Regions from separate parts of the Homo sapiens genome. Here region 2 is linked to region 1. Evidence: read pairs that join two places in POLR2A ChIA-PET (ENCODE). Cell type or tissue: OCI-LY7. All regions are shown on one strand. Each heading gives the region's core, and the rest is flanking DNA. Links, peaks and the distances in the headings are about the cores only. Region 1 overlaps PRKG1 (protein kinase cGMP-dependent 1). Region 2 has its middle 6.6 kb from the start of LNCAROD.

Region 1 (2,818 bases), core at 271-2,770:
AGGGCAAATCAAATGTTGCTTTTTCAGAGGAACAAACTGATTTCCAAAAATGATTCCTATCTTTCCCAAGGTCACAGAGCTATCAAGTGGCAGAAATGGATTCATGTTCAGGTTTTTTTTTGGCCCAAGCTATTTCCAGTATATGCTGCTTCCCTTCAGCTGAATACAAAACCAATTAAATGCATAGTGATTGATACTTTGCAAATCAGAGTTTAACGGAATCGACTAACTCATGGACTGTGAGATAAACTGAACAATATTTCTATTACCTTTAAGCTTAACTTATGCTAGGCATGTGATTTGGGAGAACAGCCAAAGCCTCACTGACATTTTCCTAGGCACTTCCCAGGGACCTCCATGTGTTAGGGGTTTGAGATACCCGATTGCTTGAATACTGCAAGGAGAAGCCAAGTGGGGTAGAAAGAGGATAATGAGAACTGGTGGGTGGCAGATGTCATAAGAGATAGGTAAAAGCTACAGAAAGCAACAGAAATTCTTGGGAGTCAGGCTTACTAGTTGCCAATTTAAAAAGCATTAATTACAAAAAGTTTATAGAACTATACTGCTAACCTACTGAGGCTTTCTGCTTTGCCTTTACTTTGCATGGAACCAGTCCTTGGGTCTAGAATCATCTTCCTTCTTTGGACTCTATACAAGATCTCATGAGCTCCTTAGAGCAGGGCCCTTAGAATCTCCACTTCCAATTTAAACCAGAATGCTACAAGACTCACAGAACTCAGGATCTTAACCAGAAAGTCAGGGTACCTGAGGACCACTGGTGTGAGCTAACTCAACAGAGACAGTGGAGAATGTTGAAGTTAATTATTTCCATAAAGCCCAAGTAACATATTCATCAGAAATCTTCTGATAAACCAACAACTTCCCAAAGATCATTCAAGAATGTTCAATTCAACATTGTTTCTAATGGAAAAATTTAGAAACAATCTAAATTTCTAGCAAGAGGAGGAGCTTGAAAAATAAATTATGGTATATCCATGCAATGCAACTGTAAAAATGATGACTTAGAATTATATTTAACATTACGGAAAAATAACCAAGACATATATATGAATAAAAGATACTGATTACAAGTCAGCATGCATTTTATGATCTCACAGTGTGTTCGTATGTTAGTGTGTATATATACATTCATATGTATATATATACACACACATCTATATGTGAAATAAATGTATGAAGAGACAATCAGAAATGTGTTCATCAATACGTTAACAATGATTTTTCCTTAGGGAGATTTTTAGTTGATTTTTACTTCTTTTTACTTTTTGAATTGCTTAACTTTTGAACAATCCTCATACCTTGCTTTTACAATGAGTAAAAGTAAAACTCTCATCATGAAAAAACTTGCAAGTCTCTTTTAAATTGTAATAGCTATTTATTATTATTGTCTGAATCTTTCTAATTGATTCTGATTCAACTAGAATTCCATGAATGCAAAGATATTGAGAAATTGTACAGAGCATAACAACCTATTGAGGTCTGGGGCTGAACCACACTATTACCTTCTTACAGGGCTGGCCACAAAAATTTTTTTTAAAGTAAACTCTGAGTCAGTTATAGCAATTTGTATTTGTTGAGCCTAAGATACTAGGTTTTATTATAAAAATATTTTAACAAACCTAATCCATGATGAATTGTAAGGTGACATTTAGTTTGCTTTTTATTTTTCCTGTTGTCTAAATTAATTATACAAAGTCCACTTGTGTCCATTTAAGATGATGATGATGATGATGATGATGATGATGATTTTTTAGCAAGTTGGTTAGAGCTATGAAATTACTTTCGAGTAGAGAAAGAGATCAGCCAGCAAAAAAGGAGAACAGGAGTGCATATTTTTCTTCTGCCTCTTGCCAAGGACTAGCCTAGATAGTTATGCATGTTCCTCAGATTTGTCTTCCTTTGAAGACTGTCCTAATCTCCTAGGTGTACAGGCTAATGCACTGGTTGAGAGTGTGACTAGTGTGACATTTGACTAATTTTTTTTCAATCTCAACCTTTTTTTTTGTTTTTTTGCTTGTTCTCTTGGACAAATTACTCAAACTCTCTCTGCTTTCATTTCCTCATCTATCATATGGGGATATCCTGACAGATTACCTGTGAAAACTAAATAAAAGTGTTATGTATCAAACAAAGTGTTTTCTTTGTTCCGACTGCAACCCACCTCAGTGCTAACAAGTAGATGAGTAAGGATTTGAGAAGCTACTTCTATAATATTGTGGATGCTATAAAAAGGAATGAGATCATGTGCTTTTGCAGGGACATGGATGGAGCTGGAGGCCATTATCCTCAGCAAACTAACGCAGGAACAGAAAACCAAACAGCGCATGTTCTCACTTATAAGTGGGAGCTGAATAATGTGAGCACATGGACACAGGGGGAGGAACAACACACACTGGGGTCTGTCGGGGGAGAGCTGGGGGTGTTGGCAGAGAGCATCAGGAGAAATAACTAATGCATGCTGACTTAATACCAGGCGATGGGTTGATAGGTGCAGCAAACCATCATGGTACATGTTTACCTATGTAACAAACATGCACATCCTGCACATGTACTCCAGAACTTAAAAAAAAGTTTACAATAATAATAATAATAATAATAATAAAGCATTAATATTGGTTCATTAACTAAATGTACCATACTAACGTAAGTTGTCAATAATAGGGGTAATTGGGTTCAGCGTATATAGGAATTTTCTGTACTATCTTCACATTTTTCTGTAATTATATAACTGTTCTCAAAAAACAAAGATTATGGATGCTTATACCACACTGGTTTTACTCTCAAAATTCCTAAAAAG
Region 2 (2,818 bases), core at 9-2,508, 210 kb before region 1:
TCAACAAATATGTGCATTCATTTATCTCTTCAATATAATTGCGATGTGCCTATTGGATGCCAAATACTGTATGAGGCATTGAATAGAAAGTGTTGAATATTGAAGACAGGGGCTTAAAGTTGAACAAGGAAAACAAATAATAATAATAATAAATATATTGTTACAATTATAATAAGTAATTGAGACTGTGGAAGATTGTTCAAAAATGTTTGATACTCTTCATTTGGGGAGGATTTTACTGCCCAGTCCCATTAATGGAAGGCTTTGTCATGTGACTTTTTTTGCCAAATATAGGAGCAAGCAGCATAAATTATTTCCCAGATTTTTAAGCACCAACATTTGGTATGTCTCTGCCTTCTGCCACGATAACAGCAATGTTCCAGATAGAAGCTGCTCTGCCAGCCTAGGTCCCTACATGGAAAAAACATAGAAGCACAGTTGCAGCCACTCTGCAATGTACCAGTAGCAGGAGTATGAAATATACTTTTGAAGTTGCTAGCCACTGAGATTTTTGAGGTCATTAGCTAGCACATCATATCCTAGACTACTGATGAGTCCAGTAACTTCACTGGCAACTGAAAAAAATAAAGGTGTAATAGTGTGAAAAGCCAATAATACAGCACCTAAAAGCATGGACTCTGTACCCAAATTGCATAGATTCAAATTCTATCTTCCATTTACTTAAAAACTTTCCTTAGAAAACTTAATTAACATTTCTGCCTCAGTTTCCTATAGGATAATATAACTTTTCTCCTCCTATGGTTATCATAAGGATTAAACACTTTAATATTTATATAGTGTAACTATCACTGTGTGTCATTCCGCATCCTAAAAAAAATTGCTAGTAGTGGGATTTATGGACCTCGTGGTAGTTTATTTTTAATTTTTTTGTGGAACCTCCATACTGTTTCATCATGGCTGTACTAATCTACATTCCCACCAACAATGTGCAAGGATTCCCCTTTCTCCCCATTCTCACCAATACTTGCTATCTTTCATGTTTTTGAAAATAGCATTCTAACAGGTGTGAGGCAGTATCTCATTGTGGTTTTAATTTGCATTTCTCTGATGATTAATTATAGTGAGTACCTTTTTATACATCTGTTGTCTATTTCCACGTCGTCGTTTGAGAAATATCCATTCAGGTCCTTTGCCCATTTTTAAATCAGCTTATTTGTTTTCTTGCTATTGAGCTGTTTGAGTTCCTTATATATTTTAGATATTAACCCCTTATCAGATATATGGTTTGCAAATATTTTCTTCTATTTCATAAGTTGTTGCTTTATTCTGCTAATTGTTTCCTTGGCTTGGCAGAAGCTTTTTAGTTGACGTAATCCTATTTGTTTATTTTTGCTTTCATTGTCAGTGCTTTTGGGGTCATATCCAAAAAATCATTGTCCAGACCAATGTCATGGAGTTTTCCTGTATGTTTTCTCCTAGTAGATTTCCAGTGTCAGGTTATATTTTTAAGTCTTTAATCCATTTTGAGTTGGCTTTTGTATATGGTGTGAGATTAGGGTCCTATTTCGTTCTTCTGCATGTGAATATTCCGTTTCCTCGGCAACAGTTATTGAAGAGACTGTCCTTGCTCTACTGTGTGTTCTTAGCACCTTTGTGGAAAATTAATTGACTGTAAATGTATGGGTTTATTTTTTTGCTTTCTATTTTGTTCTATTACTATATGTGTCTGGTTTTATGCCAGTACCATGCTGTTCGATATAGCTTTGTGGTATATTTTAAAGTCACTTAGTGTGATACCTCCATCCTTGTTCTTTTTGCTTAAGATTGCTTTGGCTATTTGGTCTTGTGTAGTTCCATACAAATTTTTGGATTCTTTTTTCTACTTCTGTGAAGAAAAAATGTCACTGGGATTTTGATAGGAACTGCATTGAATATCTAGATCGCTTTGGGTAGTTTGGACATTTTAACAATATTAATTCTAATCCAGGAACACAAGATATCTTTCAATTCATTTGAGTCTTCTTCAATTTCTTTCATCAATGTTTTATACTTTTCAGTGTGCAAGTCTTTCACTTCCTTGATTCAATTTATTCCTAAGTAATTTTTGTATCCATTATAAATGAAAATTTTTAAGATTTCTTTCTCAGATTGCTACACTACTGGTTGTTACACTACGGATTTTGTGTGTTTATTTTGTATTCTGCAACTTCACTGAGTTCATTTATTAGTTTTAAGAGTTTTTTAACGTAGTCCTTAGGATTTTCTAGATGTAAGATCATGCCGTCTGCAAATAGGAACAGTTGAACTTTTTCCTTTCCAATTTGGGTGGCTTTTATTTCTTGCTCTCACCTAATTGCTCTGGCTAGGACTTTGGGTACTATATTAAATAGAAGTGGTGAGAATGGTCATCCTTGTCTCATCCCTGATATTAGAGGGGGAAAAATGCTTCCAATCTTTTATTGTTGAGTGTAATGCTAGCAGTGGGTTTGTCATATGGGGTCCTTTGTGTTGAGGTGCATTCTTTCCATACCTAATATGTTGAGGTATTTTGTTTTTTTTTGTACCATGAAGCGACGTTGGATTTTGTCAAATGCTTTATCTGCATCTATTGAGATTATCATATTATCTTTGTCCTTCATTCTGTTAATGCAGTGTGTCACATTTATTGATTTGTGTATGTTGAAGCTGCATCTTTTCAAATAATTTATACTTCACGTAGTTCTTTGGTCAATACAGAAATTCCAGTGTGATTAGATCAATGTTTGTTTTGCATAAATTATTTCCCTAAACTGAATTTATTGGTTGTTCAGTGTTCATCTGTAGACCAGGCTCTACTTGCAGAGGCTCTGATTCAGTC

Evidence for each region. ChIA-PET counts read pairs that join two places held together with the same protein. Peaks named below come from ENCODE experiments on the same cell type or tissue, not always from the same donor. Only the 100,000 strongest peaks of a DNase experiment are listed, where the experiment ranks them.
Region 2: POLR2A ChIA-PET joins it to region 1 with 5 read pairs; 6 of 35 experiments call an interaction of 5 or more read pairs at or near these places.

Annotation. Positions count from the first base shown.
Region 1 is chr10:52,265,992-52,268,809 of GRCh38, reverse strand. All of the region lies in intron 10 of PRKG1 (protein kinase cGMP-dependent 1), which reads right to left. Among named protein-coding and RNA genes, the nearest start is that of PRKG1-AS1, 47 kb to the left of the region's middle. In OCI-LY7, for the core only: no CTCF peak of the experiment used is centred there; no DNase peak of the experiment used is centred there.
Region 2 is chr10:52,475,733-52,478,550 of GRCh38, reverse strand. No RefSeq gene overlaps it. Among named protein-coding and RNA genes, the nearest start is that of LNCAROD, 6.6 kb to the right of the region's middle. In OCI-LY7, for the core only: no CTCF peak of the experiment used is centred there; no DNase peak of the experiment used is centred there; H3K4me3 peaks cover 773 bases; H3K27ac peaks cover 1,393 bases.